Regions from separate parts of the Homo sapiens genome. Here region 1 is linked to region 2. A link is a contact called in ENCODE Hi-C or POLR2A ChIA-PET data. All regions are on one chromosome and are shown on one strand. The core of a region is the stretch at or near the end of the contact, and the rest is flanking DNA. Distances in the headings are between cores, read along the strand shown.

Evidence for each region. Hi-C counts contacts between places; a loop is a spot of excess contacts on that map. ChIA-PET counts read pairs that join two places held with the same protein, here RNA polymerase II (POLR2A).
Region 1: a loop to region 2 is called in a map of posterior vena cava, with 10 times the contacts of the local background. The contact joins two enhancer-like sites. A Hi-C loop is called at or near these places in 1 of 168 maps with a recorded cell type or tissue (posterior vena cava). POLR2A ChIA-PET finds 5 or more read pairs at or near these places in 1 of 52 experiments (Panc1).

Annotation. Positions count from the first base shown.
Region 1 is chr6:20,424,742-20,431,244 of GRCh38, forward strand. The region is part of intron 1 of E2F3 (E2F transcription factor 3); the gene reads left to right. Among named protein-coding and RNA genes, the nearest start is that of E2F3-IT1, 9.8 kb to the right of the region's middle. RefSeq lists an enhancer at 3,068-3,137. Within about 2 kb of position 3,235, at least 4 of the 41 ENCODE cell types and tissues checked have a DNase peak (open chromatin) inside an H3K27ac peak, as active enhancers do.
Region 2 is chr6:18,461,496-18,467,993 of GRCh38, forward strand. RNF144B (ring finger protein 144B) reads left to right here. Exons shown (of 8, transcript NM_182757.4): 7 at 1,796-1,885; 8 at 3,432-6,498. The coding sequence ends at 3,572. Among named protein-coding and RNA genes, the nearest start is that of MIR548A1HG, 58 kb to the right of the region's middle. Within about 2 kb of position 4,141, at least 3 of the 41 ENCODE cell types and tissues checked have a DNase peak (open chromatin) inside an H3K27ac peak, as active enhancers do.

The DNA of each region.
Region 1 (6,503 bases), core at 1,985-4,484, 2.0 Mb after region 2:
GCAGTAAGCTGTTTACATTTTTTCTTTCATCTGATACAACAAACCTTGAGAGTTGGTGCCAATATCCTCATCTGTAGATGAGGAAAGTGAGGCTCAGTGATGAAGCAGTTTGTCCAAGGCTGCATTTCTGGACATTGGCAGAACCAGGGTTCCAGACCAAGTCCAGGAAATTTCGAAACCTCTCTTAACCATTATGCAACCCAGACACGTGGGGTTTTCTCACATGACGAGGGCAGGCCATTGTCTAGGGCGGGTTATCAGGTGTTTCTCCATGTCCTGCAGGGCGGTCAGTGGCTTTTACAGAGTAGAGTGTTTATTGCATGAAGGGAAGACCTAGCAAGATCTCTCTAAAGGATTTATCCATTGGGGCAGCAAGAGTTGAAAAATTTGGCTTTGCCAAGGGTATTTGTTCAGATTTAGGATACAAGTCAAGTTGGGACCACAGGCTAAAGTTTAAGTGAGTGGGGAGAGAAATTATTTACCCAGTGCTTTTTTTTAATGCCAGACACTGTAACCCTTCCTCGGCTCTTTTCTAGAGTTGGGTCTGTGGTTTGGAATACAAAGGTGAGGAATACACAGCCCTGGACATTCAGAATGGGGCAGTAGGCTGGGAGGAGCTGTGCGCACAACCCCAGGAACCTTCTACTTTTTTTTTTTTTTTTTTTGAGACAAAGTCTCGCTCTGTCACCCAGGCTGGAGTGCAGTGGCACGATCTTGGCTCACTGCAAACTCTGCCTCCTGGGTTCAACCGATTCTTCTGCCTCAGCCGCCTGAGTAGCCAGGACTACAGGCGTACGCCACAATGCCTGGCTAATTTTTGTATTTTTAGTAGAGACGGGGTTTCACCATGTCGGCCAGGCTGGTCTTGAACTCCTGACCCTAGGTGATCTGCCCGCCCGCCCCGCCTCGGCCTCCCAAAGTGCTGGGATTACAGGCGTGAGCCACTGCGCCCGGCCCCTTCTACCTTTTAGAAGAAAATGCAACAACGTGTCTTAGCTCTCTAGTGGAGGAACAGAGGTCTCAGGTGGATCCAGAAATGCTTTGCTATAGAGTGGCATTTAAACTGGGACATTCATGTGTCTAAATTACCTAACAGTTTGAGCCCTCCCTTCCCCCGAGGTGGTTGCTTCTTCATTTGAATTCTCTCAGGTGCCTTCTGTTGGTTCTTAGAGGTGAACATCAGAAAAGTAATTTTCTTTGGAGAAGTTTGAAGCAGCCTCCCAAACAGAAGTCCTGTTGAGCTCCCACTGGGAGTTTTGGAAAAGTAATCTCATTTATTAGGAATAGTGTATTGATTTTGTGTGTAAAATGGACTAAGAGGCCTGTGACAATGAGTCCATTTGAAATTGCAAATTTAAATATCTAATACAATAGTTGTGCGGAAATACTACACCAGAATATAAATGATTAGCTGCTTAGTGAATTTCTCATGTGCATGTAATTAATTGGCAGTGGTGGTGGGGATCAAGTTTGTTTTCATATCCTGAGTCCTTTAATTTACCTTTTCTTCAACAATTACTGGTGTAAGTATAGGGGAATTAAATCTTAGTGTCTTTTATAAAAATATATAGTTTTGCTTTGTCATTCATTTATTGTTTTTTGGTCTACATTATCCAATTTTGTATTACACAATAGAAGGCACCTAATCAAAGATTTCTTGTTTTTACTGCATGATTGCACTCTTAATTTTGTGAAAGCATAGGTTTACTTCCAGACTGAGAGGTAAATGAATAATTATTTTGTGATTTATTTAGCACTTGCCGCCCCAATCTTGTTTTTCACGTCTGCAGTTATGGCTGAAATATCTTATTCCATTCCCAGCCTCTCTGTTGGTGGTATCTGCCTGATCTCCACCTAGTGTCATTGTGGGATCGTGGCCACACATGGGCCTTCCAGGGCTGTGCTGTTGGTGACCAGTGGTGCTTGTAACCCTGAAGTGTTGGCATGGCCTCAGCTGACTGGGCTTTCCCTCATGCCCAGGGCTTAAACTTGAACTCTGCCTGCTCTGTTAGCAGTTTTTCTCTACATTTCTTTTAAAATAGACTTTCACTTCTTCCTTCCCATCCCCCCCAATACAACTGCCCTGGCATCCTGGCTTTTTCCATTCTTGACAAATGATCTGTCCACTGTAACTGTAGCTCCACTGTGCTGATATCTGTTGAAATTAGACCTAGAATCTAAATGTGGCTCCATGAAACTATGGGTGAGACATTTTTTTTCTTCAAATAGTCTATGGTTTATTGGCACCCCAAACCACCTATCCATACCTTCTCCACTGTGATGCTGGGGGAAGAAAATGGGGTAATATATGTGTAAAAGTGACTGAGAATGAAAAGTTCTGCATAAGGTACAATGTTAGCTGGGGTTTTTGCATATATAATAAGAAGACAAATGTTCACTACCACTCCTGCCTGCCTTCCCTGGGCATATCGAACTGATTCCAGCCTAATAGCATTTCTTATCATATAATGGGAATCACAAACCCTCCCTATGTCCACTCCTACAGCGCCTTCTTACCCTAATGAGGCTTTGTAACTCAAAGATTTAAACATCTCATTTATGCTCCATTGACTGAGTTAACCAAACACTTTGTATTTGGCCCTTTCCTCTTAGAAGTTCAGAACAATAATATGGTCCTGAAACTACTCCTGCAAAATCTGCTTAGGGAAGAAGGGTCGGCCAGGGCAGGGGTTACATTGGGGTTTGCAGTGTAGTCAGGCACCAGGGACCTGGCAGGTTGGGTGGGATCAATTCTTTTCACCTCAGGGCTCCAGTTTCTCATTTGTCAAATAAAAGTGATTTCTAAGGCCCCCTTCTGCTCAGACCTTCTGTGACTGTCCACTAAGCCACAGAGACTCACTGTGGCCATTGAATTCTTGGGGACCTCAGGGAGGTTTTGCTGCCGAAGTGACTGCCCATTCTGCCGGCATACATTTGGACTACCATTTGAGGTGACTTGGAGAGAATGTCACTGTGGAAGTTGGCCTTCCTGACACCTGCCACACACCTTCCATGCCATGCATCTCCTCTTTTCGAAGTCCTAGGAGCTCCTTGATGATATTTACTATTTACATTTGCATCTCTGATAGTGCTCTTTCCAAGTGAGTTGGCAGCAGTTCATTTAAATTCTGAAGCAGATCTCTGAGTTAGGGTTTGGTTCTTCTGGCCTTTGAGATGGGTGCTGCCCAGCACAGCAGGCCTCGGTGAACACCGCTGTTCACCAAGGGACTTTGGTCCCTCTCCTGCAACGATTCAGTGAACTGCCTTGAAGCTCTCGCAGGGACTCTGAAGTACTGAAATGTTTATTTCTAAGTTAGAGGCGAGGAAATGAAACTAAGGTCACAGACATTTAGTGATTTTCTTTTCTCCCAAGGTGAGGGAGGTGGTTAAGGGCTTGGACTTTGGAGTTTAAAATCTCACCAGCTGCGGGAACTCAGGCAGTCATTTCTCTTTTCTAGACCCAAACTTCCTCTTTTATTTTTTATTTTTTTTTATTTTTTGAGATGGATTCTTGCTGTGACACCTAGGCTGGAGTGCAATGGTGCGATCTTGGCTCACTGCAACCTCTGCTTCCCGGATTCAAGCGATTTTCCTGCCTCAGCCTCCCAAGTAGTGGGATTATAGGCATATGCCACCATGCCTGGCTAATTTTTGTATTTTTAGTAGAGACGGGATTTCACCATACTGGCCAGGCTGGTCTCGAACTCTTGACCTCAAGTGATCCACCTGCCTCGGCCTCCCAAAGTGCTGGGATTACAGACGTGAGCCACCACGCCCAGCCCCCAAGCTTCCTCATCTAACATGGGACGGTTAATGACTTACCTCTCAGGGTTGACTGGGAAGGGAGCGGCTGAATGAGAACCAATGTTGGGAATGTAGACAGGGTCAGAAAGGTTAGCCCTCTGATACGTGCTAAGCAAAGATTAGAGTTGGTGCTGAAAACAGGTCTCTTGCCTAAATCTTGGATTAGTACACAACTTCCACATATAAAGAGTTAGGGGCATCTTTAGGTAGATAAATCTATTTTAATTGTTCCGTAAATATATTTAGAAGAATTTTGGTCAACATGGATTTGGTGCAAATTTCGTTGCAGCTTTTTTTCCCCCTTTTGTTATTCTAAGCTGCCCTACAATGATATTTTTAGAAATTTCTGGGAACTCAAGACTGTCATTGCCAGGGCAGAGCCAAAACACCAGAGGTTCTCGTAGACCAGTGGTTCTCAACTGGGGAATGTTCTGCCCCTCATGTGACCTTTGGCAATGTCTGGAGACATTTTTGATTTTCGTAACTGGGAGTGGGAGATGCTATTGGCATCTAGTGCGTAGAGGCCAGGGATACTGTTAAACATACTATAACATATGTGACAGCCTCCCCACAACAAAGAATTATCCAGCCCAAAATGTCACTAGTGCCAAGGTTAACAAGTCTTGCTCTCAGATAATTCTTTGCCTATCACAGGCATTCTTTGTCCCCAGCTACAGTGTCATATAAGCCATCTCAAACAAGGGTATATTCGTTGTCCCCCTTATCCACGGTGTTGCTTTTCGTGCTTTCAGTTACCTAAGGTCCAAAAATATTACATGAAAAATTCCAGAAATAAACAATTCATAAGTTTTAAATTGCACTCGGTTCTGAGTAGCATCATTAAATACCACCTGGGACTTGAGTCATCCCCTTTGTCCGGTGTATTCGCACTATGTTACACTATTCCCCAACCCTCATTCCTTACTGTATAGGAAAAAACAGTATGTATAGGGTTTGGTACTATCTGAGGTTTCAGGCCTGCAGTAGGGGTCTTGGAATGTATCCTCGGAGGATGAGGAGAGACTACCGTATTTTTTCCGGAAAGTCTAGGACCATTTCTCAAACTAAGAGAAGGACAAAGTTGGAGAGGAAACTGTTTCTGTTCTGCATAGTTTGAGATATGTACAATTTTGAGACCCAATCCAATTTTTTTCCAACCACTTTCTTGTGTGTTTTTTTTTTCAGTATCTTAACCCACATTGATGTTTTATCTTCTGTAAGCACTAAACAGTGGCAAGTTACACAAATAAAATGTGTGCTTACTACATTTTAATTGCTCTTTTTTATGCAAATAATAATAGATGGTTTTTTTGTTCTTACACATTGATTCCTGGGGGAATTTTAATATTTTATTAAATATTAAATAAAATGCCCTATTTTTTTCCTTTCAAATTGAACCACCCTAGTTATAATGAGCCATCAGTTCTAAAATGAATCCTCTCTGTTAAAATGGCAGCTTGTTCTAACTAATCATGCTTTGAGTATTCTGCTGTAGTTAATCAAAGTTAAAATAGGAGGTTATATTTTAAATATAAATTCTACTTTTAAATTCTAAATTTGCTATTTTTCCATTCTGGAATATTATGATAGGGTTACCAGATAAAATACACGATGCCAAGTTCAATTTGAATTTCAGATAAACAACAAATAACTTTTTTAGTATAAGTAGGTCCCATGCAATATTGGGGATATAGATATTTTTTAAATTTGTTGTTTGTTTGAAATTCTAATTTAACTTACTTAATGCTCTGTATTTTTATTTGCTAAATCTGATAACTCTAAAGATAGGACTCAGGATAATTGGAAAATACCAGGAAATACCACTCACGTCTGACATCTCCCTGCATAACTTTATCTTGGATGTTTTACTTTACAAAGTATTAAGTAATAAATCTCGTATAGTTATTTGCCAAAGAGAAGGAAATAAATTTCTGAAGGGAATTTAGAAAATTTGTCCCATAAGCACATTTATTGGTCTTAAAGGGTAGCTTGAATAAACTGGAGTTAGTTGTTCACGTGACATTCAGAAGTACCATATTTGACATAACACCTCAATTCCAGAGGGGAAACTTGGATGGGAGAGAAAAATCCTTTTTATGGGTTGGCTTCTAGAGATTACCTAGAACTTAAGTGAGGTGATTTTACTCTTTCTTCTTTTCATAAGCAGTAGGATTCACTTCAGAGTTGAGGGCCTGTTGCAATAGAGGGACATGTTGATTATAAAAGAATTGGGTTATTTTTGGCTAAAGCAGGCAGATCACCTGAGGTCAGGAGTTTGAGACCAGCCTGGTCAACATGGCAAAACCCCATCTGTAATAAAAATACAAAAATTAGTTGGGCATGGTGGCGCACACCTGTCATCCCAGCTACTTGGGAGGCTGAGGCAGGAGAATCACTTGAACCCAGGAGATGGAGGTTGCAGTGGGCCAAGATGGCGCCACTGCAGTCCACCCTGGGCAACCAAGAGAGACTCTGTCTCAAGAAAAAGAAAAAAAAGAATTAGATTATCTTTGGAAAATAGCAAAAAGGCCCAACCAAAATTCTCACTTAAAACACAGAATTCACAAGAGTGTGCTGAAAATGAGCATGCCGGAGACACGGTATTCCTCAACACTTCTCGTCATCAGCTGACACCTGAATCTACCCGGTGGGAGGAATGCAACTGTCTCTGGATGCCACTATCATTACATCTCTGTGGC
Region 2 (6,498 bases), core at 2,891-5,390:
CCAGAGTGTAAGGGAACAAATATGTGCACCAGATCTCCATCCTTTGGTTGAAATGTGTTTGGGGGATGGTGTTGCAAAGGACATGCTGTTCTGTCTCTTGTGCTGCTCTGGTTCTGGAGATGAAATGGTGCAGATGTTAAATGGCTGAATACACAGACTTCAAATATTGAAGCATCTTTTTTTCTGGTGACTGTTTTCTAAGATCTCATTTTCAGTTTTAGCCAGGGGCATTGGATTGTTGGTAATGATGTTTTTCTCTACGCAAGTGGAGTTCTACATCAGATGGTGGTGTGGATCTCTGTTTATAGGAAAGTTTGAGATCATGGGGCCAGGAGAGGGGTGATTGTCTAAAATCCAGGCCTGAGACGGACACCAAACAGGAATTTTGAGTGTTGTTGGAGTTGAGCTTGTTCCTGCCTTGATTCTCACCCCTGTAGTTTCAGAGGATGAGTTACGCTTAATTGTCTGCTTTAGAATCCTATTCCTGTCCATAGCCTTAGAGACTTGAGCTGTTCAGTTATCTCTTTCCTCTCCTGTGGTTTCAATTTCCACTCTCCACTCTCTCAACATATCCATGCATTCGGCTGTGTCACATTTAAACACGAGTAAACATTTTTCTTAAAGCCTACTTCTTTTCCTTACTACCCCTCTATTTATCTTTCCTTTAGAAGCCAAGCTTCAAAAAAGCCTAATCACCTCTTGCTACTGACATTACTTACCTTCCAAATACTGCAATGTGTTCGGATTGCCACGTAGTCACACCCCGACTGTACCTCTTTCCCAGATTTTGAGTGATTTCTTATTGGCAGAATCCAATAGTACTTGTTTTTAGCATACCTAGATTCTCTGCTGCATTTAACATCTTGACCACTTCCATTTCAGTGATACCACCTCTGTTGGTTTCTCTTCTACCTTTCTGGTCATATCCCAGTTCCCTTTTTAGCCTCTTCCTCGATCCAGTCTTAAATGCCTGTGTTCAGCAGCCTCTTTGCTTCTCAGTTTACCCCTCTTCCTAGTTAATCTCAGTCTCTTCTATGGTTTCTTCTACCCCATGTACACCGATGCCCAGTTGAGTCCCCTTTCTCCATTTGTCTAATGAACAGACCATTAGATAGATTATCTACACTTAATTTGGACCCTGAGCTAGTTTCTCTGCTGAGGTCCAAGTTTTTTTTTTTTTCAGTGTAGATCTTTGTGATGAACTGCCTTTTGAACAGCCCTGCTTGGATGTCTCAACCATCTCTCAAGTTCAACGTGTCCAAACTTATCTTCCCAACAAACTCCATCTCTATGTTGTCACTTCTCTCAATAAAGCGACTGCCTTCTTTTAACCCAATCACTTTCCCTTCTCTGTGATTGCTTCTCCTTGTTTCTCTCCAGTTACTTTCTTAATATCTGAGGACTGTAACTTCCTCTTCTCCATCCATCCTCAGTCACTGGCATTTTCTCTCTCCTGGTTTGCCACACCAGCCTTTCAGCTGCCTTGCTCCTGGTCTTCCCATTCCATTGTACCTCCGCCAGAGCTACCTTGCTAAGATAAGTAGTCAGGTCATTACTACTCTTTTTTTTTCTTTTTAAAAATAATTAATTGAGATTCGTATTGATTATGATCTGCTTTCACTTTGGTGATTTACAAAACTACCAAGATAAAGATTACAGGCTTGGAATTCCTAGAGGGGGTCACTGATATCACCAGAGAAAAACTTTGCCTTCCATTTGGTGATCTGATGTGGTCTGTATTCATTTCTCAATTTAAAACTGCATATTTACTGAAATCAATCTTTTTATTTTTCAGAATGACATTTTCCTCAGACATTATGACAAAGGGCCATGCAGGAATAAACTTGGCCACTCAAGAGCATCAGTGATGTGGAACCGAACACAGGTACCCTGACCTTATAGGGAGCGTGACATAAACCAAAATCGTGATGGCTTAAAGAGCCCACCTCTTCGCCTTTCCTCATTATTCCCTCCTGGGAGGTACCATCCCAGCCTGGGAGCTTCTGGGGAGTGTTAGGGCAGGGCTAGGGAAAAGTAATGGGGTAAATACCTAAAGTTAATTCATGAGCACAGTCTCCTTAAGGACAAGCGGAGAAACAGGGGCACCAGAGCTGCCAGGCAGTCAACAGTGACGTGCAGAATGCAGGCAGATGTTCTTTCCTCTTGAGAAACAGTGGAATGACTTTCCTAAAGCCCTTTAAGGCATATTACCTATCAAAGGCAGTGTATTAGTCTGTTCTCACACTGCTAATGAAGACATACCTGAGACTAGGTTAGTTATTAAGGAAAGGGGTTTAATGGACTGACAATTCCACATGGCTGGGGAGGCCTCACAATCATGGCAGAAGGCAAAGGAGGAGCAAAGTCATGTCTTAAATGGTGGCAGGCAAGAGAGCTTGTGCAGGGGAACTCCCATTTATAAAACCATCAGATCTCATGAAACTTATTTACTACCACAAGAACGGTATGGGGGAAACCACCCCCATGATTCAATTATCTCCACCTGGCCCTGTCCTTGACACGTGGGGATTATTACAATTCAAGATGAGATTTGGGTGGGGACACAGCCAAACCATATCAGGCAGTGCTCTAAAACCCTGTGAGCCCCTTCTAGGGCTTAGATCCCTGTGTACATGCCATTGTGTGTTTATGTGGCAGGTTCAAAAGGAGTCATGGTTTATTTTTAATTTTTAATAGTGTTTTATATTTATTAAAGGCGGTATTCCTTTGGAGGGAGTCAGTGCTAATATCCTAGTAATCATTAACATCCCTTTGAGCTAGTTGAGGAAATTCAAGTAGAGAGAGAGCACCAATACCAATAATTCATGACTATACTGAGCTTGCGACAGCTTGAGTTAGCATTTGGATGGTTTCCATCCTTGATTTGGTCCTTTGTATCTCTCTGGCTTCTCTCCAATTCAGATCATTGCTGGGCACTAGCTGAAAGGTCCCAGAAATGTAACTGTTCTGTGTGCCTGAGATGATGTCTTGTTCAGGCTGCTATAACAAATGACCATAGACTGGGAGGCTTAAAGAACAGAAATTTACTTCTCATAGTTCTGGAGGCTGAGAAGTCTGAGGTTCAGGTGACAGCATGGTCATATCTTAGCAAGGGCTCTCTTCCTGGTTTGAAGATGGCCATTTTTTTGCTGTGTCTTCACATGGCATAGAGCCTAGAGAAAGAAAGCAAGCTCTCTGGCATCTGTTCTTGTAAGAGCACCAATCCCATCATGAGGGCCCTGCCCTCATAAACCAACTAACTTCTAAAGGCCTCGTCTCCAAATACCGTCACATCGGGGATTTAGGGTTTCAACATATGAGCTTCAGGGGGACACAAACATTTGGCCCACAGCAGATAACAGTATAGTTGGAATAAGTATACATATTGAAAGACTTAATTGCTGAAATATGCTTTTCTTTGAAATTTCCAGGTGGTGGGGATTCTCGTAGGCTTGGGCATCATTGCCTTGGTTACTTCACCCTTGTTACTCCTGGCCTCCCCATGTATAATCTGTTGTGTCTGCAAGTCCTGTCGGGGCAAGAAGAAAAAGCACGACCCATCCACAACCTAAAGATCTCTGTGTTCATACGCCCCAGATATGTGAGTTACATGAGATGGCACAGTGATAAAGCCCCATTTAGTGACCTTGCCTCCTTCTCCTTGCCAACTTTGAAAGTGCCTCCGTGTCCAGACTTTGAACTTGCCTGCCAGCCTTCAGCATCAGGAAAGGCCAAGTCCTGGGTGTGAGTGTTCCTGTGTAACAAGAACTGGGCTCAACGGTCCAGCTGTTTCTATGGAGCTTTGGGGTTCCTTGAGATGAATGAACATATCATTTTATCATCCAAAGGATCTCACTGGACTGTTCAACTTCCAGCCAAATTCAAGGAGCTTGCGGGAACATTTGATATAACAAATGTGTTGTCATTGTTGGCAACATACAAGATAACCAAGAAGCTGGAGTCTGTTCTGTGTTGATTTGACTGCCATGAGAAACACAGGGGAAACCTGATGAGGAGAAGGATAAGACTGCGTAAGGAGAAATCCTCATAGGAGCTATAAAGCAGGCTGCTGATCTCAGCAGTTGATATGGTGGTTGTGCCTCTGCTGGCTACTGGGTGTGCTGTCCCCATGTTCCCGCTGTGATTTGGCAGAAACACAATAGGCTTCTCCTTGTGTGATCTCAGCTTCAAGCAGGTGAAACTGCTGTGCAGAGGGAGTTGCCCCTTCCCAGTAAAAGAGTTGCAGCCTGTTAAACAATGTGGTCTAATTTAGTGTCTCTCCCTTGGCAAATGTAAGTTTTCTAAGTTGGCCAACTTGTCTCTTACAGCCAGTGGCTGTGGTCTACAGAATTGTTTCATATAAAATACGGGTAGAGTGGTAGAGTTTCAAAACTTTCGTCATAGATATCTGGGACCTTTCTCAGGATCTGTGTTCACACAGCCAATAGATTTGGAATCAGGCCTAAGAGTACACATGGAGGGTAAATATTAAAGTGCGTATTATGTACATCTAGAATCCATGTGACTTGCAGCCTACCTGTAATTTCTATCCATTGAGCATGCATGGATATACCCAATAGTACACACAAAATAAATGTTTACTTAAGAGCCATTCTATCCTTTTGTGACTGAAATGGTTTATTGTAAATCTGCCTAAAGATTTTTTGCATATTATATATGTGAATTTTGGTTGTAAGTTCATAACTTACCCAAGGGTATAGACTCATAACTCTTTTAAAACAGTGCTTAGTACAATATCCTGCCATCTCTGTAAAAACGCTAATTGATAACCGAGTCATTTACATGTTTTCGAACACAGAATAGCTCTTTTCTCAGCATCATTATTGCTCTTTCAGCATCTGTTAGGACAGTCTGAATACTTTCTGTTTCAAGGCACTGATAAAACCGCAACAAAAACATGTAAGAAATAAAATAGAAATGCTTTATATAATTTAGTTTAAATTTATGTATCACCTCATTGTGACTTATTTTTTCCATTATACCATTAGTCAGATTTGAATAACGAGGTTTTGAAAGGATAAAACCTTTTCTCCAATGACAGGATTATATAATTGCTATTGGCAATGTAGCCTGGTGCTTCATGAGACCTATGCTAAATGTTACTGGAGAGTTCTTGAAGCCAGGGATACCATATCAGGAACTATTCAGGATCTATGATATTTTCTGAGGTAACTGGGTAATAGAATATCAAATTGCTGCTATCTCGGACCTATTGTTAAAGGATGATGCTTTGCCTATGTAATAGGATATATCCTAAGTGGGGATGTGTATATTTCAGGAACTTTAATTCACAAGTATATATTGATATCTGATGTGTGTATAGTACATCTGTTGGTTATGTACATTTTAATTTACATGTTGTGTAGAACATAGATGAGAACTCTGGGAAAACTTGGGAATGGCAACCAACCAAAATCATTTTTAATCATTTATTAGAAATTTCTCAATATTGTGTCTTTTTCTTTTGAAACTCTAAACACTTCAGAAAAAAACACTATCAGTGTAGTTCATGTTAGTATAATTATAGATTTACATATATTTGAATAGTTAATTTGCTTTGTTTTACACGTAGCCCACTGCCTCATTATAGGTAAAAGGCATTTATAACTGCTCAGGGGATTACGAGAACTCAACTGAAACTGAATTTTTGTAACAAGAATGTTAATAGTGGCAAAGTCCTCTGTCAGTAAACTCTTTAAGCTTGGTGCTGCAAAGAGTCTTTAAATGGGGGCTGATTTCAAGTAACCTAAAAGACTGTGTTATCAGAGGAAGAGGTCCCAAATTTGGAGTAAAGATGGGAGAAAATAAATATGTGCTATTTCCTTGGCGAGTTGAGGGAATTTGCCACCTTACAGAGTTTGTATCACTGAATTAGCTGCTTTTGTTTTTTTTTTTTTTTTTTTGCCAGGGCTATGGAGTGGGGGTTGTTTGTCAAACTGATTTTCAATAATTGGATTTAATTTTTTTTAACATTGAAAAGTGCCTGAAAAATGGTAAATTCTTAAATGTGTGTGAGATTGTCAGAATCAACAAAACTAGGTTGGTTAAACATATCTCTGGTACATCAAGGGGCATGATACAAACCAGTCTAAAGACTGTTTATAAAGGAGAGAGCTGGCGACTTATTTTTATTTTTATTTTTTGGACAGAGTCTCCCTTTGTCACCCAGGCCGGAGTGCAGTGGCATGATCATGGTTCACTTCAACCCCTACCTCCTGGGCTCAAGTGTTCCTCTCACCTTATCCTCCTGAGCAGCTGGGACTACAGGCACACACCACCACACCTGGCTAAGTTTTGTATTTTTTGTAGAGATGGGGTTTCTCTGTGTTGCCCAGTCTTGTCTCAAACTCCTGGGCTCAAGCGATCCACCCACCTTGGGCTCCCAAAGTGTTGGGATTACAGGTGTGTGTCACTGTGCCTGACAGCTGACAGTTTTAACTGACAACTTTGATAACAGAGGCTGCTATTTTTGTTTTA